3 separate regions of the Homo sapiens genome follow, and regions 1 and 2 are each linked to region 3. A link is a loop called in an ENCODE intact Hi-C map of the cell type or tissue named here. Cell type or tissue: heart right ventricle. All regions are shown on one strand.

What was found. Peaks named below come from ENCODE experiments on the same cell type or tissue, not always from the same donor. Only the 100,000 strongest peaks of a DNase experiment are listed, where the experiment ranks them.
Region 1: a loop joins it to region 3, with 4 times the contacts of the local background. A loop is called at or near these places in 9 of 110 quality-filtered maps.
Region 2: a loop joins it to region 3, with 2.8 times the contacts of the local background. A loop is called at or near these places in 8 of 110 quality-filtered maps.

What each region holds. Positions count from the first base shown.
Region 1 is chr18:10,048,922-10,056,921 of GRCh38, reverse strand. No RefSeq gene overlaps it. Among named protein-coding and RNA genes, the nearest start is that of VAPA, 140 kb to the right of the region's middle. RefSeq lists a silencer at 4,376-4,670. In heart right ventricle, no CTCF peak of the experiment used is centred here; a DNase peak (open chromatin) is centred at 4,441; H3K27ac peaks cover 4,667 bases.
Region 2 is chr18:10,037,895-10,045,894 of GRCh38, reverse strand. No RefSeq gene overlaps it. Among named protein-coding and RNA genes, the nearest start is that of VAPA, 130 kb to the right of the region's middle. RefSeq lists an enhancer at 1,318-1,859. In heart right ventricle, no CTCF peak of the experiment used is centred here; DNase peaks (open chromatin) are centred at 4,484 and 5,104; H3K27ac peaks cover 3,956 bases.
Region 3 is chr18:10,245,531-10,253,530 of GRCh38, reverse strand. No RefSeq gene overlaps it. Among named protein-coding and RNA genes, the nearest start is that of LINC01254, 160 kb to the left of the region's middle. In heart right ventricle, a CTCF peak has its summit at 4,101 (motif pointing left); DNase peaks (open chromatin) are centred at 5,910 and 7,758; H3K4me3 peaks cover 862 bases; H3K27ac peaks cover 3,179 bases.

The sequences.
Region 1 (8,000 bases), 200 kb after region 3:
AACAAGAGAAAACTCATCCTAAAGAACAAAAGACCAACGTAAACATCTATGGCTAAAAGAAATGGGTCAGACTCACGAGGGAAGATGACTGTGTGCACTAAGGACACTACCAAGAGCCTGCCATGCTTGCTGGCCCCGGGCTCAGGCCCTGCTGATGCGCACCTGGGGGAGGAAACAAACAACTGTGGAGCCGCTCTCCCAAGATGCCCTTAGGCCACAAGCATGGCCACGGTGCGTCCATGGACTGGCTCTGCGGGGCAGCATGCTGACGGTTCCCTGATGGCCACAGATGGGGCATGACAGCAACGTCAACACATCCATGGCCCTGAGCAGCAGGCGCTGTTAGGCATCGATGGCCTGTCCCAGACCAGGATGACATGGAAGAGAAAAGGCTCAGAATTCATTCAAAATCTTTGAGGCCAAGGGCCTGGACCATCTATTTGAGATGCCCAGATGCTTTTCTGAGCATTTTCTTTCACTTGCCTCATTTCACTGAGGCAAGACGGCTGGACAGTGGGCTGCAGCAGACGAAGTACACCAGCCTCAAAGGTGTTCGGTGTCACCTGCCTCCCAGAGACAGGGTCTTAGAGTTCGCTCTGTTCACCCAAGGAGTCCTTCCATGGCCCTTGTGGGCAAGTTCCCCAATAACTTGATTTTTTTTTCTACTTACATTTCACTGTCACTCCCAGCAAAACTCAGTCCAGCTCGGTTCTCCAGGCTGCACACGTGGTCGCGGTGGCCCCCAAGCTTCTCTGAGGCTCAATAGTAGCATTTCTCTGTTAGGCTTAGCCAACTAGGTAAGCTTTTAGTTTGAACAAAATTACTCACTCATTTCTTTTTGTGTAGCCTTAGGGGTACAAATAGTTTTGGGCTACATGGATTAATTGTATACTGGTGAGGTCTGCACCTATCACCTGAGTAGTATATATCGTATACAGTATGTAGTTTTTCAACCCTCACCCCACTTTCCTCTCCCCAGTTCTGAGTCTCCAGTGTCCATTGTACCATTCTGTTTGTCTTTATGTTCGCATAGCTTAGCTCCCACTTATAAGTGAGAACATGTAGTATTTGGTTTTCCATTCCTGAGTTACTTCACTTAGACTAATGGCCTCCGGTTCCATCCAAGTTGCTGCAAAAGACATTATTCTATTCTTTTTTACTGCACGTCTCTTTAGACAATGCCTTCCAAATTTCTCTTCAACATACAGCTTTGTTTTTCTTATGATTATAAAGATAACACATTCAAACAACACAGAAAAGAAGAAAAAGGAAAGTCAAGATCACCTAAAATCCCATTTGCTCATCGTGAAATGTACAAATTGTGCAATACCAAACCACTATTTCTGGTGTCTGCTGCAATGATGGGCCCAAGGGGGCAGGTGTGATTTTGTCCTGCTCTGCTAGCTCATCTCTGTGGAGCGAACACATATGGGCTGCATGTCCATGGGATGGGGATCAGGCAGCCGCGAGGAGCCGTGGGGACTTCACCGCACTGGCTGTGCTGCTGTATGTGCTTTGACTTAGAATTGAGGCTTGTGCCTGCAGACCTTCTTTAGGCACATAGAATAAACAAGTAGCAAAGGGAAGGTATTATTGTTGTGTGACCCTGACCGGCCTAATTCCCGGAGCCTGCTTCCTCCCCTGTGTCATTTCCCGTCCTCCCCTCGTATCTACCTCTGCCCAGTCATGATTGACTTTTGACAGAGATCACTCAGCTCCTGACAAACTTTCACTGAGACAGAATTGGCTTAGTATCTCCTAAACCAAAGAGATTTTGCAGGAACAGCAGGATGTCAACGCTAAGAAGTGGTAGTCCAGGCAGGGAAGCTGAGGGACGTGAATCCCAGGGCAAGCAAACCTAGCAGGAAATCACCCCTGACGAGGACCAGCGGGCTCAGGCTCAGGATCCCAGTCAGCACAGTGATGGGGTCCCAGGAGCAGTCAAATGAAGCAAGGCTTCAGTGTGGCCTGTGAATTCTGTGTACTCTCCTAGAGAGTATGCTTTTGCACACATGACTTCAGCCACAGTTCCCACAGAGCCAGCGCCGGATGAATGGAAGGCAGGGCGGGTGGGCTAGTGGAAGGGAGGGGCATCCTGAAGCTTGGAAGGAGGTAGAGTCACCGCTGGTGATGCGGGGAGAGGCCTGGCCCTGCCAGCACCTCTGTGTGCTATGGCCCTCTCGAAGTAAATGGGAAGATGGTGGAGCTCCTGGATTAAAAGGCACATAGTCCTAGAGGAGACCTACACGGGACTCACCCAGCTGCGATCTTCTGGAAGGGGATCGCTTCTCAGGAGAGAGCCTTGCTGCTCCTAGGATTTGGTGGACTCGGAGTAGCAGGAGATTAGCGCAGGGGGAGGGCCACAAGGAGTGTGAGGGGGTGGTGAGTGTGGAGTCGCAGGGGCACTGCGTTTCCTGAGAAAGGCAGGAAAACCTGGGAAACGCTGACTCCTCCTCTCACCTTCCATATCAATTCCTTGTGAAATGGCAGTTCCGGCTCCTAGTATAATGTGAATCCCTCTCTGCAGCCATTCCCTCTGCCCAGGCCACCATCCCCTCTCACCCGGGTTAAAGCGCAGCCTCCTCCCTGGCCTCTGGCCTCCAGCCTTGTGGCTCTCCAATCCGTTCTCCCTATTGCAGCCACAATCATGTTATTTATTTACTTATATATGTATCTGATGCCATCTACCCTGCGAAATGCCACCAAAGTGGCTTCCCTTAGCTCTCAGGAGGACATGCAGACCCTGCAGCTTGTCCTACAAAGCCCTCCCCACCCCTCCCCTACCTGCTCCTCCATCTCCACTCTCACCCTGTCCCGACTCAGCTGCAATGCTCCTACCCTGCACCATGGCCCCAGCTCCTCCTAGTAGGCATCTGTCCCTCACCTCTAGGCCTCACGCCAACTCCTGTTCCCTTCTCCTAGACCATCTGTGATGGTTAATACCAAGTGTCAACTTGATTGGATCGAAGGAGGCAAAGTATTGATCCTGGGTGTGTCTTCGAGGGTTGCCAAAGGAGATTAACATTTGAGTCAGTGGGCTGGAAAAGGCAGATCCACCCTCAATCTGGGTGGGCACCATCTAATCAGCTGCCTGTCCAGCCAGGATATAAAGCTGGCAGAAAAATGTGCAAAGGCCAGACTGGCTTAGCCTTCCAGCCTACGTCTTTCTCCCTGCTGGATGCTTCCTGCCCTCAAACATCGGACTCCGAGTTCAGTTTTGGGACTCGGACTGGCTTCTTTGCTCCTCAGCTTGCAGATGGCCTATTGTGGACCTTGTGATCATGGGAGTTAATACTACTTGCTAAACTCACATATATATGCGTGTGTGTGTGTGTGTATACATATATGTGTGTGTATATATATGTGTGTCTGTGTATATATATGCGTGTGTGTATATATATACATATATATCCTATTAGTTCTGTCCCTCTAGAGAACCCTGACTAATATACCTCTTTCTCGCTTTTCACCTTGCCTATTCTTGAAGGAGCTGAAAAGGCACTGACTGTTGCGTTCCTTCCTGATCCCACCTGATTGGGTTATTTTCATCAAAGGGAGAGGTTCTCCACCCTGGCTGCAAAGGAAGGTCTCCTGGAGAGTTTCAGTACCAATGCCCAGGCCCCATTCTCACCCAGAACAATTAAATCAGACTCCCTGGGGTGCTGGGGGTGGGTAGGCTGGCCAGACCAGGTGAGTCTAACAGGGAGCCATGTTTGAAAACTACTGACCATGGGGTCAGTTACGCTGTGCTCTGCTCCCCAAGCGTCCATCCTGTACTTCCCACATCAGGGCACTACTGTGAAATGAGTGACTGGCATTGTCAGCACATCGTTCTCATCATAGTCATCACTGCTATCATGGTCATTCTTGCATGCCATTCTTTTTTGTTATTTAGAGACAGGATCTAGCCCTGTCACCCAGGCTGGAGTGTAGAAGTGCACTCATAGCTCACTGAAGCCTCAAGCTCCTGGACTTATGTGCTCCCACCTCAGCCTCCTGAGTAGCTGGGACTACAGGGGCACACCACTATGCCTGGTTAATTTTTTTATTTTTATTTTTTGTAGAAATGGGGTCTTGCTATTACCCAGGTTGGTCTCGAACTCCTGGCTTCAAGCAATCCTCCCACCTCAGCATCCCAAAGCGCTGGGATTACAGGCATGAGCCACTGTGCCTGGCCCCTTGCACGTTATTCTAATATCCATATGTCTGTTTCTATTTCCACATTTAAAATTTGGAGACAAAACCTCTCTTCTCTGTCAAGCTCCTTTCCAAAGGATGGTTAATTTATAAAGGGATAACACCTGCTTGCTGCTTGGCCACCTAAGACACCAGGTGCTACATCTCCAGTCCCTTCTGCTGTTCTGACTCAGGAAACCAAGCCAACGAGTGAGGCCACATGTTGGACTTGAGCTTGCTGGAGGCTTTTAAACTCCAGTTGCAGGTGCCAAAGCATATCTGCGCAGAAAGGCTCTCTTAGCCATGGTTTGGACAAAGAACCGTTCTCGTCATTGTTTATTATGAAAAGCTTGCAGAGATTCTTGTGGATTACTCAACAGTGCCTATGAAGCTGACCTCTGTTGATGGCTGGGTGATACTAGTGTCATTGTTTTTAGAGCACAGCTAATAACACTGGCTAGAATCACTCAGGGCCAGTTAATCAGAAGGAAGAGGCGATAACGGCATCTTTATGATATACAGTGATGTGATAAGATGCAGACGTAATGAGAACTCTTTTCTTCTGGAAAAGATTAAAGACATAAAATCCTGGCTTGGGAAAAAAAAGAGTCTTTGTCCTGCCGAAAAAAAGTGACCAGATGTCTTGATTTAGACAGAACAGGGCCTGATGTTTTAGGACCAATCCCCCATCTGTGCAGGGGGATTTTTTTTCTTTTGGTTATTTTCCTGTTTCCTGGGTTTATGAGGCCCCACCTAAAATAATCTGAACTTTCCTTGGAGCTGGCCTTCCTCCCCTGGAAAGCAGTGGTCCCAAGCAGAGACAGGAGCAATGGGGCTCAGGGCACACTGGACCTTCCCAAGTATGAAGAGGTGGCCGGGGAGTGCGCACTGAGAGGCTTCCCCAGCCCCCATAGGACCATAGGGGTGGCATTGGCCACTTGCTGAGAGCAAGTGGGACCCAGACCTAGCCACCAGGTGAGGACCATGGAAACACGTCTGATTTTCCTTCCACGAGTACCCATCAAGTGGACACTATGAACCATGTCATAGCGATCAGAGGAAAAATCCAAAGCTTTGGGACAGCTCTCCAGGAAGATGGGCGTTTGTACTTTTCCCACTGCTACATAGAGGAAAGAGTTGCGTTGGGTGTCTTTTCTCTTCTAAATTCAGTGGCCTTGGTGGGAGTGGGGTGAAGCTTAGCCGGAGTTGGACGAGTGTGAATCTGCCTCTAACCAGCCACGTGGCCTGGAGCAAGGTAATTTCCCTTCTTCAGGTCTCTTCCTTCACCTGTGAACTTAGAGGGCTGGCTGAAGACTGGCCCTAAAGTCCTGACAACTAGGACTACATCCACCATGGTTGACACTGGCTGTCATGATTCTGCACAGAGCCCGGCACACAGCAGGACTGCAATCAAAATTGTGGAATGAAATCCTGAATGCCTCCAGGAATGAGAGCACCTCTGAAGGTCCCATTTGGCCCTCAATTTTGTGATCCTTCCCAGATTTTTTTTTAATTATTCAGCCTGCAAAATTTTCACTGAGCCCGGCCCTCAGTGACTTTGCTCATTGAGCAATGAATCCACGAGATCTTTCTAAATGCTAAAACCCCTGTGGAAATTCCCATAGGAAACCAAGAAAAAGTAAGGCAAAGGGAGAGATGAATCATGTTGAACAGCCTCTAATTTCTAGGCTCCAGGTGGCTGTGGGATGCTCTACCTTTGAAAATATGATCTGAAACCTACTATTGCCAATTATCAGCTTTTTGCCTTTAGACAAGTGGCGTGAAACCTCTGAGATTCTACTTAAACCCATCTGTAAGGCTGGACAACAATTGCATTGATCACACACACACACAGAGCTGTTTTGTGATTAAATGGGAAAATATTTGTGAAAGCATTTTACAGCAAAAAGTGCAATCATGTGCCAGGCTTTGCTATTTTATAAGCCCATGTTATCTCTAGGACCACTGTAAGTGGAGGGATGCTAAAGGCATTGACTGGTGCCACTTTAAAATCCAGCGAGACAGGCATCTTCAGAGCATGCCACTCAGTGCTGCCGCTTTAGTATTTTGAACATCAAACAAATCTTCTGGAATAACATTTTGATGTTTTTAGTAGACACAAGTGAAGACCATGTGGATTCACTTTCACTGCATATACACACCAGGACTGAGAGGAACGTCCTGGGGAAGGAATGTGAGATTTGGTAGAACCCAAGGTTTTCAAAACAAATACAATAATTCAAGGAAAAGGAAAACTAATATTTAAGGAGTGCATGATATTGGCCAGACACTTTATACATATTATCTCATCTAATCGTCACAATAACCCCATGAGACATGGACAGCGTTTATAGACAAAGCAACTGAAGTTCAGAGAGGTGGAGTTTTTGCACATAGTCACAGAGAGGACCAAAGCTAGGACTCGAACCCAAGTCTCACAGAAGCTAATGCCTCTGAATTCTCCTGTGCTCAGCACTGAATGGGGTTCCTGACTCTCTGGGTGTAAAAATGTTACCTTCCCTTGGAAAATATTACTCTCCCCCTGTGCTTCCTGGATCTTAAAAGTTCTGGACATTGATATGTTTTCTTAGTCCCTGCTGGGAATGATCCATAAAATGGCCTCACTTTGAGAATCAATGCCAATGACCACCGCATTAATACTGAGGCAGAAATGCATTTCCAAGTGCATTTGCTTGCTTATTTCATAAATATTTATGTGTCTTGGACACTTGGCCACATCTCAGCCACATCATGAAATACCATATTTGGGAGCTTTATATTGGAGCAGAAGATCTTTGATAAACAGTGTGGAAATCATCGTGTAATTCACTAGCACTTCCCGGCTTTGCTGGAAGCATCTGGTGAGTTCTCCCACTGCATTCCCAAGAGGGCACTAGCTCACTGCCTTCCCATAGGAGAGAGAGAGAGCACTCAGTCTCTTCTCCAGCCTTCCAGAGTCTTTCCAGCAAAATGGACCCCACTCACCTGTTGATGGGGCCCTCGGTGGGGGAGGGCCTGGCAGAGCCTTCCATCAGGCCTAATGATGTGCTAACCAGCACATAGGGAATGAGAGGCACCAAAGGGAACGTCCTCCTGCTCTCTGTCCCAGGTCATCACGACACCACAGGTCCACAGCCAGAGCTGGATGCACAATCTGTGTGCAGGGCATTGGGGAGGAGGAAAGTGAATGGACACTCCAGGTGACTGTGTCCATCCCTCCCCAATGGGCTTTTCCATCACCCTCTACAGACAAAGACAAGCATGGGCTTGTTGGTGGACACAGCTTCAGTTGATAGTGCATGCCAGGACCACAGTGCACGTTGTGCTTGATTGACCCTGGGATGCCATCGTATCCTCTCTGCTGTCTGACACACACAAGTCTCAGAGATGCTTGATTGCAAGAACTCACTATTAATCAAGCCAAAGATGGGTTTCTAATCTCATAAGTGAAAAAACCTTAAAGGGGAAAGTTTTCTTAAGTTGACATTTCACTGTTTTGCTTTGCGGAAAACACATTTATATTTAATAGCATTTTATAGCTTATAAGGTATGTTTATTTTTATTAGCCTCATGTACCATTATCACAACTCCTAAGGTAGTAGTTATTGTTATTCTCACTTGAAAGGTGTGAAAACTGGCTCTAAGAGAGGTTAAAATATTTGCCAGTGGTTGTCCACTTTGGTACTAAGGTTGAAACTTAAACACAAATCTTCTGGCCAAAAAGTCTGCAATTTTTCTACACCACCTCTAGATTTCTTGACATTTTGCTCATCTTATAGCCATTGGCTTCTTGTAGATAGGAATTACATCTTCTTTCTACTTGT
Region 2 (8,000 bases), 210 kb after region 3:
GTTCCAGCCTCCTCGGCCCGGCCTCCTGTCCCACAGAGGTGGGAATCTGAACACTGCCTTTCCCACTCGCCTCTGCTGCCAAACAAGTGAAATGGGCAAAACTAAAAAAGTTAGATGCTGATGTGAGGAGCAACAGGCGGCAGCCATGGGTGGGGATCCGGGCTTCCAGCCGGTGCACGCTGGAGACCCTGACCTCTGCGAGGCCGCTTCTGGCGTCCAGTCCTGAGCCTCGGGGACCTCGTGGGGATGGCAGTGGTGGTAGTGTCCTGAAGATGTCTGTCCCTGCTGTAGCTAAGCTCAGTTCCTGGCTGTGTTTCTCCTGTTGTTCCAGGCCCTGTCGCCTCCAGGCCTGGTTCCTGCCCCCCTGGAGAGTCAGTGCGGCACACAGCGGCCTTTCATAAAGCTGCTCGCGTTCTGTCCGCGTTCTGTCTGTCTGGCTCTGCGTCCCATGCGGCGTCTTGCCAGGCCTGGCCCTCACACCCAGAGACCTGTTTTCCTCTTTGCCATAGGGCTCCCTTTAGTGGCAGGCAGCCCCCTGATGTCACAGGATTTTTCCCTGCGGCCCCTCAGCTACATCAGGATCTGGTGCTTCTCTCTCCTGTTTTATCCAAACCAATTGGTCCTGTGGCTGAACCATTCAGGACCCTATTTCAGCAACAGCTACCCCAATAAACTGCTAACATTATCCTAAGTGAAATGGCTCAGAAAAACAGAAAGCCAAGAACTGCATGTTCTCACTTACAAGTGGAAGCTAAACAACGGGTGCACACAGACATACAGAGAGGAGTAATAGACATTGAGGGCAGGAGGGGTTAGAGATGAAATACTAGCTACAGGGTACAATGAACACTATGTCAGTGGTGAGTCCGCTAAAAGCCGAGACTACACCACTACACAGTATATCCTCTTTTTTTTTTTTTTTTTTTTTTTTCCTGAGACAGAGTCTCACTCTGTCGCCCAGGCTGGAGTGCAGTGATGCAATCTCAGCTCACTGCAACTTCAGCCTCCCGGGTTCAAATGATTCTCCTGCCTCAGCCTTCCCAGTAGCTGGGTTACAGGCACCCACCACCATACCCGGCTATTTTTTGTATTTTTAGTAGAGACAGGCTTTCACCATGTTGGCCAGGCTGGTCTTGAACTTCTGACCTCAGGAGATCTGCCCACCTTGGCCTCCCAAAGTGCTGGGATTACAGGCATGAGCCACCACACCTGGCCCAGTATATCCATTTAACACAGCTGCACTTGTATCCCTAAATCCATAACAATAAAAATAAAAAATAAAAATTTTAAAAGCAGAGGGTAAGCAAAAGTTTGTATAAAAAAAGATGAAAAACAAATATTTTTTAGAAAAATTAAATTAAAATGTATATAAAAAAATAAAATAAAATAAACTATTTAAGAAAGGTGCCAACGGTTTGATGCTTCACCCTGTCCAGTGGAGCCCATGATCCAAGAAGTAGCCTTCAATGCCTTCAACCCATAACATTCAAATTGAAGATTTCAGTTGTTGGGGTCTTGCCTTGAGTGAACTCCTTTTATTCTCCTATGTGATTTAAAAGACAACTGCATAAAACAATGCAGACTGATCACATTCTGATGGCTCCCACCAGGGGAGCCCCAGCCTTCCCTCCCGTCTCCACCCACAGCAGCTCCACTTTCACCTACTCTGTCTAGCAGGGCTCCACCCAAGTCTGTATTTGAAAAAAAAGGAAAGAAAAAGTCCCAAGGCCATGGTATGAATAGGAAGGATTCTAAAAAGCACAACCCCTTTTCAGGATGCCATGCCTAATCCCCAGAACCTGTGAGTGTGGCAAAATATCACACCATGATTAGGTTCTACTCCATGGCACAGTTGGCCTTTGGATTGGGAGATTGTCCAGTGGGCCTGACCTAGTTGCAGGAGCCCTTAAAAGCAAAGTGCTTTCCCTGGCCGCTGGCAGAAGAGGAGGGCAGAGAGACTTGGAGCAGAGCTCAACATAAGCCATTGCCGCTTTGGAGAGGGAAGGAGATTCATGCTCACTGAGCACCAAAGATGTGCGAGGCATACCGCACACCTCCATAAAGCATGCTCATCCACTCCCATTCCACAGACAAAGGAAGGGAATCCAACTGAGATCAAGAATTTTCCCCGAAGTTGAATAGGGTAACTAGGATCCCCCAAAATCTGGCTTTTCTCTCACAACTAAATAAGAAGATAACCAGCTATTAATAGGCTTATGAAAGGCCCAATAAACAGTTCACAGAAACAGAAATATAAATGGCCAAAAATGTTTGAACATATGCTCAACCTAATTCAAAAATAAATATATGCAATGTAAGTGAAATATTATGTATTTGTCCATTGATATAAATTTAAAAGATTAATAATACCAAGTATTAGTGAGGGTAAAAAAATAGGCACTCTCATATATTATTAACAGAAATGTAATGTGGAGCATCCTCTTGGGAAATCAATAGGCAAAACTTATAAAAATTCTACCTACATATAGCCTTTGACTCAAAACTTCTCAGCTAAGAATTTACCCTACAGGTAAAACACTCACAAAAGTATGCCAATGCATCTATGTGATGGTCACTTCAGTATTATTTGTAATAATAAAAATACAAAAAACATAAGAGACTAGGTATTAAGTATTCTTACCACAAAAATAAGTATGTGAGGTAATGCATATGTTAATTAGCTGATTTAGCCATTTCATAATATATACATATTTCAAAACAACATGAACACAATAAATATATGCAATTTTTTAATTTGTTAATTTAAGAAAATTTAAGGCAGAAAACAGCAATCTATAGGCACATGGAAAACTATGATTGACCCATATGATACTATATCTACATAAAGACTAAAAAGAATCAGAATGTGATCAATCTGTATTGTTTTATGCAGTTGTCTTTTAAATCACATAGGAGAATAAAAGGAGTTCAAAAGAAACATACATTTATATTTTCCTTCCATATTTACCTATGTAATTACCTTTATCTGGTTCTGTGCCCTTTATTTCTTAATATGGATTTCTTCAAGTTACTAATGACCTTCTATTTCAGCCTGTATATTATATTCTATAGGGCAAATCGGCTGGCAACAAATTATCTCAGTTTTTGTCTATCTGGAAATGCCTTAATTACTTCTTTAATTTTGACTAATTGTTTTGCTGGATGTAGAATTCTTGGTTGACGGTGTTTTTCTTTTGGTGCTTCAACTATGTAATCCAACTGTTTTCTGGCCTCCGTGGGTTCCGATGAAAATATTTCTTACGTATGTCTTATATGTGATGAGTCACTTCTCTCTTACTGCTTTCAACAGTTTTATTATAGCATGCCTAGGTGTGGGAGTTTGTCTTTTTTTGGGGGGCTGGGGGGTGTGAAGACAGAGTCTTATGGTCTCACTCTGTTGCCCAGACTGGAATGCAATGGCACAAACATGGCTCACTGAAGCCTAGAATTCCTGGGCTCAAGCAATCCTCCCACCTCCGCCTCCTGAATAGCCGGAACTGGAGGCACACACCACCACTCCTGGCTAATTTTTGTATTTTTAGTAGAGACGTGGTTTCACCATGTTGCCCAGGTGGGTCTCAAACTCCTCAGCTCAAGGGTTCCACCTGCCTCAGCCACCCAAAGTGCTGGGATTACAGGTGTGAGCCACCACACCCAGCCTGAGTTTATCTTATTTTGAGTTCGTTGAGCTTCTTGGATGTTAAATTAATGGTTTTTAAATCAAATTGGGAAGTTTTTGGCCATTATTTCCTCAAATATTTTTCTGCCCTTTCTGTCTCTCTCTCTTCATTCTGGGATTGTATTGTGTTTATGTTGGTCCCACTCAGTGGTGTTCAATAGGTGTCTTAATCTCTGTTCATTTTCCTTCATTATTTTTTCTTTCTGCTCATCAGACTGAATAATAACCATTGATCTATCTTTAAGTTCACTAATTATTCCTTCTGCTTACTCAAATCTTCTTTTGAAACTTTCTGGTGAATGTGTCATTTCAAATTATTGTACTTTTTAACTCCAGAATTTCTATTTGCTTCCTTTCTATAATTTCCACCTCTTTGTTGACATTGTCTCTTTGGTGAGAGATCCTCATGGTTTCCTTTATTTCTTTGTGTATAATTTTCTTTAGCTCTTTGTGCATATTTAAAGTAATTGATTTAAAGTCTTCATCTACTAAGTCCAACATCAGGGCTTCCTCAGACACAGTTCCTATTAATTGCTATTGTCCCCTTTCTATAAAGCTATATTTCATATTTTTTGCATGTGTCATAATTTTTGTTGAAAACTAGACATTTTAAATAATATTGCAAAGGCTTTTAAGTCTAGTCTGGTGAAACAGAACACTCACACAAGTCAGGCAAAGCAGATTTTATTACTCACAAATAGGCAGCAAGGATAAACAGAAGCTTAGGATTTATGGTGAGCCAGTCCCCCAAGGCTCAGGAAAGCTGCCCAGGGCAGATGGAGTCTCATCTGTGCTTGCCCCATGTGAAATCCCAGCTGAGGGACCCTGAAAGCACTCTGCTCTGCATTTTATACCCTGGATGTCACTTTGTTTGCTGAGCTTGAGCATTGCAGAACATCCTGTTCTGGGAGGAATAAGGACACAGCTGTGGTTGTTCCAGACATTTTCTCCTTATCTCTGGACATTGTATCCTTGGTACATTCTGCCCAAGAATTACAAGAAGAGTGGGGAAGAGCTGGATTGGCCAAGGGCATCTAGGGATCTGTCCTCTTGCAAATATAATATGGAAACTCTGAAAATCAGATCCCCCCCACACCTCACTCCCTAGAGTATTTTGCTCTTGTTATTCATTGCTTTATGTGTTGCTTGTTTGGTTGGTGATTTTTCTGAACTAATTATGTAAATTCCATGTCCTTTGTTGTTGTGGCCACTGAAATCTCTGTTTGGTTAGCTTTGTGATCAGCTAATGATTAGAAAGAGGCCATCTTTAAGTGCCTGGAACCAATAAGTCTACCAGTCTCTGCTCAGTGTGACTCAGCCAGGCTGTTTACAACTCTGCCTTATCGTTCACTTCCCACTTGTGCAGAATCTCAAGGCTAGTCAAATATGAGAGCTCATGGCCTTATCCAGTCTTTCCTGAGAATGTGCTCAGCCCTGGGCATGAATATGGCTCTCTAGAGACCTAGGAATACGTTGGAGCTTTTCAAAGTCTGTATGGACGTCTCACTTCCCAAATTTCTTTTTAAGCTTTTTGGTCAGCCTTTTATTTGCCCCAGCTGTTATCCAGTGAACTGTTATCCAGGTCGCTGAGATGTTCAATAATTGCCTCTGATTTTTTTTTCTTTTTTTTTCTTTTTTTTTTTTTTTTGACAAACAGCCCTGGAGAAAAGTCTGTTTACACTTGGAAAGCTTCAAGTCAACTCAAATAAAGACAGCCTTGAGAATGAGATCTTCCAGGGAACCAACAGAAAGGTCAAATGCTGACAACTCTCTGGAAATAGGCCTTTGAAGGCACTCCATCCCTATTCTGCCCCCTCCAGTGGCTGCTGGTTTTCTCTGTAATTGAAGGCTGCATATCTTCAAGACTACCATGGAGACCAGGGGATAAGGGTATGTATGGAAATAGGGCAAATTAAAACATCATAAAACTCATTGTTCTTATGAAGATTCAGACATTTTTCTTGAGCAAACACTTCTCGAGTTGCTGCAAGCCTTTGGTTAACTTCCAGAGTCCTGAAAAGTTGATTCTGACAGTTTTTGCCACTGTTCTCATTGCTTGTACGGAGGTGGGAATTTTTGAAGATCCTTACTCCCTCATTTTCACAGATGTCACTCTCTTATTTTATTTAATTTTAATTAATTTAGATTTAAATTTAAATAGCCACATGTGACTAGTGGCTACTGTATTGGACAGTGTAAGTCTATAAAATTCAATATGAAGTCAACTAGCCCAATGAAAGTTAACTCCAATATAGATATATACAAATACAGTAAACTCAAAATCACTATGGAGGAGGCAGGCCATGCATTATCTCCATTCTGCAGTTGAGGAAACTGAGTTGAGAGTCAAGACGTGGAAAAGAGAAGCCGAGAATAACCTCCAGCTGCTGAGGAGGCCTGGGCACAGTTGCTGATGGGGCATGGGTGTCCTCAACCACCAGCCCCACTGGAAACCTGGGGGCAGATGACACAACTGCTCTCCAGCAGTCAAGTGGAAGGAGCCTGATGTCTCATCACTGCCATGTGCCAGGATGCTCCAGCTTCTCTCTAATCCTCTTTTTTTCTTTTTTTTGAGATGGAGTTTTGCTCTTTGTTACCCAGGCTGGAGTGCAGTGGCGCAATCTCGGCTCACTACAACCTCCGCCTCCCAGGTTCAAGTGATTCTCCTGTCTCAGCCTCCCAAGTAGCTAGGATTATAGGCACCCACCACCAGGCCCAGCTAATTTTTGTATTTTTAATAGAGACAGGGTCTCACCATGCTGGCCAGGCTGGTCTCAAACTCCTGACCTCAGGTGATCCACCCATCTCAGCCTCCCAAAGTGCTGGGATTACAGGTGTGAGCCACCACACCCAGCCTCTTTAATCCTCTTATTAGTCATCCTATAGGTGGCCAGGAAGCCAAACAAAATGGAAATCTGCTGAATTTAAAACAATCTGATGCCCTTATTTTTTCAGTTCAATAAATTAAAAATATATGGTTTGGTTTCAAACTGATTCATGGGAGTTTAGGATTAAAGATTTTGTTCTCCTGGTTGGTTGGGTTTTCCTTGTTTCCTTTTTCTTTTAATCTTCTTTTAATGTCACGCTCCCATTTATGATTGTGTAAACAATGGATGTACGATTTCTGCACTCGGCACGTGAGTGCAGCTACCTCTAGTATCAGCTCATGGCTCTCTGCACTTCCAGTGCCTGGGAGACATGCATTTGCCAGAATCCATTACATTGTCCCAGGCAGGAGTGCCACAGGGCACCCAGACTTCCCAGGCACCAGCTAGTGGCAAATCACATCAAGCATTTGTGGCATTTGTTTCAGGAGAGCACACTGCAGCAGGGTGAGGTAGGAAGCCTGTCCCAAGGTATCCACTAAGTTAGACAATCCAGGGAAACCTTGGTTTACTAATCCAGATTTCAACCTGCCAAACCAGCTCCAGTGCAAGACTACCAAGCTCGCTTTGTATCAGCTTTCAAGAGACTCGGTGCAAAGGAAATAAGTGATGATGTGCTCAAACAGAGAAACCCATCCTAATTCCCAAAGACACCTTCCCCAGGAAGCCTTCCCTGACCCCTGGGCTGAACTGAGAATGCCTCCTCTGTGCCTCCCTGTCCCTGAGCACAAATAGCAGGGCACTCCACATGCTATTTGTAAATTACACGTTGCCATGTTGGCCTCCCCAGTCAGACAGCGAGATTCTTGGAGACAAATGTCTTGTCTTCATTACCCTAGCACTAGCACCAGCACCAGCAGGGGGCCTTAGATGCTCCCTGTGTGCAATGATCTGTGTGCATATCCTGCCTATGTATAGATGTCCTGGGCTCAGTACACACTTGTTGAACTCAACCCAGGATGGCTATGCCAGGACAGAGAATGTGGCTTTTAAGGGACCCTAACAGCCCATCTGAAAAAAAAACAAAAACAAAAAAACTTGATCCTTGATTTAATCATGGGATTTCTATTAAGATATCACACATTTTGGGTTTTTCCAGTCTGTCTTCTTCCTCTTACTACTGATCACGTCATTCCCCTGTGCCATGCATAGCACAGCCATGTGTGTTTGACGGACACAGGTTGATTAGTACACTGAGAGCCTTGCTCTCTCTGATGCCCTTGGCAGGGAGAAGCCAGATTGCAGGGCCTCGGGTATCAATGGCTTACACGGGACCTCCTTACTTTGGTTCCTTCTCCCAAGGAAACAGTTGCAGTCATAACAGAAGTGCACATATTCAAAGTCCGCTCATGCTGTGTGCCACGTGGTCAGGAGGGCAGTCATCTCCCAGGGCAAGAGGGCATTCCCAGCCTCCCCCTGGGCACATCTTCCCTGCT
Region 3 (8,000 bases):
CCTTGCAGCCTTGCCACAGACATCAGCTGTCCCTAGAGGGATCAGCTCCCTCTAGACTTCCTCTCATCACTGCAGTTGATTCTAAAATCTGGGCGGAACAGGAAAGAAGGCGAAGGGACCAGACGGTAGAGGACTACTGCTTCTTCTCATTTGTTTTTCTATTTCTGCTGATACTTGCTTCAATTACTATAAGTAGCTCTCTGGCTTTTAGAGAATCTCTGTGTATTTTCTCACCTTCACATCCAGGGACTCCTTGTGGGTGGCTTCTTTGGTCTAGCCTGATTTGATGTTTCTTTTCACACTACAGGGTGGACACGAAAATCACTGGCCATTTTCCACATGACATCAGCCTTGGTGAAGTAGCATGAAGTGCTCCATACAGCACAGAAAAAGTTCTCCTGCTTTGAGTAAATATTTGTTGAGTGAATTAACAATCCTTTTGCCAACTCTTATTGACACGAAAGGCTGTGATTAATTATCTTATGAATAATCTACCTTGTTTGACATAGATTTTACTTGTATTAAATTCTCAATTGAATCAGCTAGTATTTCTTTCTCTGTGCACAGTTTCTTATCAAATATTTTGGCATAGAGTTTATTCTTAAATTAATAAATACAATATATGTTAACATTGACAAAGAGGTTGATCTATTAAGTTGAAAATTTCCCTTTTTTTCTAGCTGGCAAACTCCTGATTATTCGAGTTTTACAACTTCTGAAGCAATGGTTGAAGATGTGAGAAAGGCTTCTTTTTCAGCTTGTTTCCCTTACCACAAGCCTTCTTCATGGTCATACGGCAGTTTCATGGGAAACCCACACTTGACCACTCTCTTTGATGCTCAGACAGCTCACACATCATGAGCCTTTTTTATTTTCAGCTTTAAGCCAGCTTCTGACTCAATGTTCAACACATGAATCAATCGTATGCTGAGCAGTCATGTTGGACTGGGGAGTCTTTGTCCTAATTCCTTGAAATTCATCTCTTTCATGAATACGTCATGTTCTATTTCCTTAAGAGAGTCACTTGTAACTTCCTATAGAACACAGTTTTCTAAGACCAATTCAAAGATATCCTTCCCTCAACCCCTTCTCTTAATGATTAATAAATGAATAATTGGATGTTAGGATGAATGGATAGACGGATGGTGGGTGAATAGATAGATGGATTCTGGTCTTCCAGCCTCTATACCTACTCATCAGAAGAACCCTAGAAACCTCAGCATCATTTCGTACCTTTGGATATGATCCTTCAGGTGCTTAGAATTTAGATCAGGTGGCCTTCCAAATGGTCAACTGTGCTCCCTTGCCAATATTCTAAGGAGCCATATTGAAAAATTTAAACTACTCAGGCAAAAGCTAAACCATTTAGATCATTTTCTCATAAATATAGAGGTATTGGAAGAAAAAATCAAATAATAAATCTTATGCAACCTTTGCCTTTTCTATTCAGAAAAATCTGAAAAATCTAATTTGAAATTTAGTTTCATTAGGTTTTATTAGCATCTTGAGTTTTAGATATTATTTTCATGAGGAAAGTACAATTTTTCTCCATTTTTTCTTCCCTCTGGCATAGTTAGACATGTTGCCTGACTCTGCCTGTTTAACACCATTTATGACTGGTCTGTGATTGGTTCAGAGAACATGTGCATGGGCTTTTTTAAAAGCAGCAGCATTCAAAGTTAGAATGACATTTGTTCATTCAAGCAGCAAGCTCCGCCAATTGGCAAAGACCTCTTTGCAATAAAAATAGGAAGAAACAGCCTTTTTATCATCTAAGGTACTTGTAGCAGATTCACTGAGGAACTTTCCTCACTCTCTTATTCATTCATATTGTGTAGAATGCACTGGATTCCATCTTCTTATAGTCCTGTAGGGAGGAATCATGGTGGCTTTTTTTTTTTTTTTTTTTTTTTTTTTTTTGAGACGGAGTCTCGCTCTGTCGCCCAGGCCGGATTGCGGACTGCAGTGGCGCAATCTCGGCTCACTGCAAGCTCCGCTTCCCGGGTTCACGCCATTCTCCTGCCTCAGCCTCCCGAGTAGCTGGGACTACAGGCGCCCGCACCACGCCCGGCTAATTTTTTGTATTTTTAGTAGAGACGGGGTTTCACCGTTTTAGCCGGGATGGTCTCGATCTCCTGACCTCATGATCCACCCGCCTCGGCCTCCCAAAGTGCTGGGATTACAGGCGTGAGCCACCGCGCCCGGCCCATGGTGGCTTTTATCCAGCAAGTCTTGGCAGGCTCCAGCTATACGTTGTTATTTGATTAAGGATTTGGCATATGAGCTAAGGTAAGCCTTTTTATGGCATTATCCAGAATCGGCTTCCTAGTAAATGACATACTCCCCAAAGAATGTTTCCAAAGAGGCTGTTGTAAAGTTTTTCTGTGGGTAGAAATTTCACGTGTAGCCTGCTTACTTTATTTCATAGACTGGGTAGAATACCACCAACTACTCCAGGATTTCTTAAACTGAAACTTGGAGTCCCTGGATGTGAAGGTGGGAAAATACATGAAGATTCTCTAAAAGCCAGAGAGCTACTTATAGTAATTGAAGCAAGTATCAACAGAAATAGAATAACAAATGAGAAGAAGCAGAAGTTCTCTATCTTCTGGTCCCTTCTCCTTCTTTCCTGTTCTGCCCAGATTTTAGAATCAACTGCAATGATGAGAGGAAGTCTAGAGGGAACTGATCCAAACAGCTGATGTCTGTGCAAGGCTGCTAGAAAAACTAAAAAAAAAAAAAAAGCTTTCTGGGGAACACTTATACACTGCTGGTGGGAGGGTAAATTAATTTAGCCATTGTGGAAAGCAGTGTGATGATTTCTCAAATAACTTAAAACAGAATTATCATTCAACCTAGAAATCCCACTATTGGGTATACCCAAAGGAATATAAATCATTCTACCATAAAGATACATGCACACCTATGTTTGTCACAGCACTATTCGCAATAACAAAGACATGGAGTCAACCTAAATGCCCATCAATGGTAGACTGGGTAAAGAAAATGTGGTACATATACACCATGGAACACTACGCAGCCATTAAAAAGAATGAGATCCTGTCCTCTGCAGCAACACGGATGGAGATGGAGGCCATTTTGCTAAGCTAACTAATGCAGGAACAGAAAACGAAATACCACGTGTTCTCACTTATAAATGGGACCTAAACACTGAGGACACATGAACACAAAGAAGGGAACAACAGGCACTGGGACCTACTTGAGGATGGAGGCTGGGTGGAGGGTGAGGATGGAAAAACTACCTATCAGGTACTGTGCATGTTACCTGAGTGACAAAATAATCAGTATACCAAACCCCCATGACACACAATTTACATATGTAATAAATCTCCACATAGGCCCTTGAAATGGAAATAAAAATTAAAAACAAAGATAAAATAACAACAGAAAATAATAAAAGAGGCTTTTGGGAAGTGGACAACTGCAGTGTGATGACAGATATGTGAAGTCAGGGGGCCCTGTCTCAAAGGACACAGTGATGTTTAAGGACTCTGCCTTTCCAAGAGACTGACAAGTCATTCAAGTGGACTGAGTCAGCCCCAAATGGTCATGCTCACTCCTTCCTCCAGGAGCCCTTACTTCACAGGAGGTTCTCAATGTAGCCCCCTGAGCCAGTCACTGGAAGAGACAGAGCCAGAAGATCAAACTGCGAGTCTTGGCCTGAAACTCAAATCAGCTGGCTCCATTTTCTTTCCACATCTACCTTCACTGCACATTGCCCAAAATAGCCTTTCTAGTTTCAGCAAGACAAGAGCTCCCAGAAGTTAGGCGCTAGCAGTACTGCAAACTATCTTTAGGTGGGATTAATTCCCTTCCGAACCTAAGACAGCAAAGTGCTGTCTTTACCTAAGATTAGTCTTTACCTAAGACAGCAAAGTACTCACAAGCATTTCAGACTCTGGGGATCCACACACCCCAGAATACAAGAACTTTCTGGGCAGAATTTTGCAAAGTCTCATATCCCTTCCAGCCCCTGAGTAAGCAAGGTCAGCAATACCCTTATCTGCCAGTGGAAGGAGACGTCCCTCCTCAAGGGCCCTGGAACCCACTATGGCTTCCCGATGGCCACTTTGAAGGAGGCCACTCAGCTCCATCTGGTGCTGGCTGTAGGCAGGGGCCCTGCAGAGAGGTCCTGGAACCAAACTGGAGGGTGGCTGCCGGCTTTGTATTTCAGTTAAAATGAACACTGCATTTGAAATGCTCTGGTGATTTTGTTTAAATTCTTTAAACTATTTTTTCTCTCTTAGCTCCATCTTCCTTACCTCCACTTAACCTACATGCTGGCAATGGGAAACGGAGGGAAGAAAATTCATTTTCTGAAATTGTATATATGAATTTTTGTCCTTGAACGATATTTTCAATGTTTTGACAGATGGCTCAAGCTTCCAAAATCTCTACGCTCACATTGACTTGATTTTTAGAGTCACATTGGAAGTGTCTGGCAACAAGAAAGAATGTTTGAAATTAGTGATATTCCAGCAAATGCAGGCTGTATGGTTTGAGAAGTCTCTGCCTCTCGTAGTGGTGCATGTGTCTTAGGTCAGCCATGGCATGGGGAAAAAGAACCTTATCTGCACCTGTCTGCAGGGCACTGAGCACCGCTTCCCTGGGGCTCTCTGTGTCTCTCACCAGCTTCCTACCTGCATCATTTTCCATATTCTCTGTCCTCTGGAGTGCCTAAAAACCCAGGCTGTGGGGCGATGCTGGCTCCACCACTGACCAGCCAGTGACTTTGTGCACTTTGCCTAAATTATCTTAACCCTTGTTTGCCGGGTACATAGTAAAATACCCAGCCACTCTTAGCCGTTATGAATTTCAGTGTTTCTGTAGATTCTAAGCCAAATGAGATGTAGGCACAGATATCAAAGATGACAACATGAAAGGGTTGTAGGTGAAGTTGGAATGGAGATCAAAGCAAAATTTCCAACTTCTTTTTTCTTTTTCTTTTTTGAGATGGGGTCTCCCTCTGTCACCCAAGCTGGAGTGCAGAGGCTCCATTTCTGCTCACTGCAACCTCCGCCTCTTGGGTTCAAGCAATTCTCCTGCCTCAGCCTCCTGAGTAGCTGGGATTACAGGCGCGGGCCACCACTCCCAACTAATTTTTTGTTGTTGTTTTTAGTAGAGATGGGATGTCACGGTGTTAGCTAGGATGGTCTCGAACTCCTGACCTCATGATCTGCCTGCCTCGGCCTCCCAAAGTGCTGGGATTACAGGCATGAGCCACCGTGCCCAGCCAACTTCTTTTTCTTCAGCTGAGACTTTGGGATGCACTCGGGGTGAGGGACAGTGAGGGCTGCTGAAGTCAGTTCTCCACCAGCCACAAGGACAACTGTGACTCGCCCTACCCCTCATCAAGCATAGAGTTCCCAGGAGCCTAGGAGAGAGGGCACTGAGCCTCCAGACCCTGGCCAGACTCTCCCCGAGGTTTGCCTCCCAGCTGGAAGCAGAGGTGTCAAAGGAAGGCTTATGGCTGGAAAGTATGTTCGAGATGAGAGAGAAAAAAAGAAACCGAGACAGAGACAGGCAGAGAGAGTGAGCACTAGGCCGTGCATAGAGGGGCCACTAACAGGGTAGACGCTCACGGCACAGGTGAGCAGGAGCGCAAGCGGCCAGAGATGGGGGCCCCCTTCCCCTGCTGGCGGCTGTGTTCGCATTCTTGCTGTCTTCTGTGGCTGAGAGTAACCACACAACAGTCCTCAGCCAAGATAGCCTTTCCCTGTCTTCACACAGACGCAGGAACCCCCAGGGATGAGTGCTCAGGAAGGGAGTGGACAGCAGAACCCTCCCTAGGACGCGGACCCTCTTAGGCAGGTGGCATTTGTCAGCCCGGGTTTCCTTCCTCCCCACCCTTTCCATCTTTCTCAGGCTCCTCCCAGCCTCTTCCATATTCCTCTCCCAGCCCCGTGCTGACACCCCAGCTGCTCTGGCAAGGATGGGCAGTGATAAGAGGAGCCCCGAGCAGGGAGGCTGGGGCCTGCAGTTTCACGCAGCTGTGAAGTGCACCGGATGGAGTCTGTAAAGTGCTGTGTGAAGCTTGCTGCAGCTGAGTCCCATGGGCGGAGGAATGGGAGACGTGCCGCAGATGAGGCAGAGCCAGCCTCCCCAGGTAGTGCCTTCTCTTTGAAACGGCCTGGGAGGAGTGTGGGGTGCTGATGAGCCCCAGAATAAAATAGACATAAGCATGTCAGATAATGCTTCATTCTCGATAGCAGTGCCTTCTGTCTTAGACTTCTTACGCAGCAGCTAATTCGTCTAACTAATAAAAGAGGCGTGGAGAGCAGTTCACGGAGAAGCTCCTCTCCCGCCCGTGGTTAGGGGCTGCACGTGCTCTGTACTCCGCAAATGCCATGCCATGTAGCTGAAAGCTTGCATTTCTCTCTAGAACCCTTCCAAAGCTCTCATTTCTCATTTGGCATCTCTGAGCCTCCGAAATCTCACTCTAAAAGTCTCCACTCTTTTCCCCTTGGTTGTTTTTCCCTTTCAAAACAAAACCTTCTTCAAGCCACTGCAATCTCACCAGAGGTATTCTCAAGCGCGTTCTGCTCTGAAAAATAAAACTCATTGTGAGCCTGCTAGGAGCTTCTGCTTGGGGTGGCAGACGGGGAAGTAGGGGGCACGCAAGTAGGGGAAGCCTTCAATCGACACTGCATCTGGGATGAGCAGTTTGCGGAAGGTGTTTTGGAAATCTTGGGCACAGGAAACGTGAATTTTTAAAAACAATAACAACAACACCACCACCACACACACACACACACACACACACACACACACCCCAGACAACAGAAGAAAACAGCATTGTTATCGAAAAGTGACCTGAGTGGAATGGAACCACATGGGTCTTGTGGGTGCACGAGCCCCAGGCTGGCTGGCGTCCTTGTGGCCTGGCTGGGCAGTCCGCCCATCTGTTCTGGCAGCTCTGGGCAGACCCCGCCACAGACCCAGCCTGCAGACCCCTGGGGCCACTGCCCCTTTGTCCTCCCATCCAGGGAACCCTGCGGTCCTGAGAGCCCTCCTTCACCTCACTGTCAGTGCATGAGGGGCCTCGAAAGCACGGCTACATCACCCAGGAAAGCCTTAAGCCAGGGGTAGGGTTTGGGCGGGGAGGGGAACAACCCAATTATCAGGCAGGAGCAGCAGGTCATGTTCATGAAAGCCAGAAACGTCTTCTGCAAAGCCAGCCCCTTAGCACTGCGGTATGAGCCTGAAGGCCTTCATCAGATCCTTTCTGTGACCATCTCCATTCTCCAGTGCAAGCTGGCTCTGAATTTGGAGTAACCACTTTTATTTGGGGAGCTGGGGGAAAGTGAAATGTTCACTTTTAACTTTGATACCTGTGCCTGCAGCTCCTGTCTTGTTGCTGCCCTTTCCCAGTGGAAGGCTGGAATTACAGACCATTAAAGCTGGGAGGGGGCCTTGGACCTCACCAGGCCAGCCTCTCCATCCTACAGACAAGAAACCGCAGTCTGACCTAGGGGACAAATGGCCCTGGCACCGAGACTCTTCCAGGCCCCACCCAGGCGCTGTCGCTGGGCCCTGCCTCTCGTTGCAGCTGGCTTGCCTGAGTTATTTTCTGTTCCATCTGTAATGATCCTATTGTCACAATGGGTCTCTCCCAGTAAGAGTGCACTCCACGCATCCCCTGAGGTCACCTATGTTCTCTGCACACAGAGTGCTTACTAAATGAGTCTTGATGGACAGGCGCTGCAGCCTGCAGAGACCTCATCTGATGTCTCGGCCAGGCCAATCTGCCCTTTCCAGATGACCTTCTCTCCCATCCCTTAAAAGTGTCCTGTGATGCTCCCCAGATGTTCTGCAGAAGCATCCAGGAGAACCGAGCCCCCAGGGCAGAGCGGCAATATGCAGGCGCCAGGCCTTGCAAGCCCAGCATCTTGGAACTCTCTTTGCACAGAGTTACCTTGAGCCAAATACAAGTTTCTAGAATCTGGACACACGACACAGTCTCGGCAAAGCTGATTACA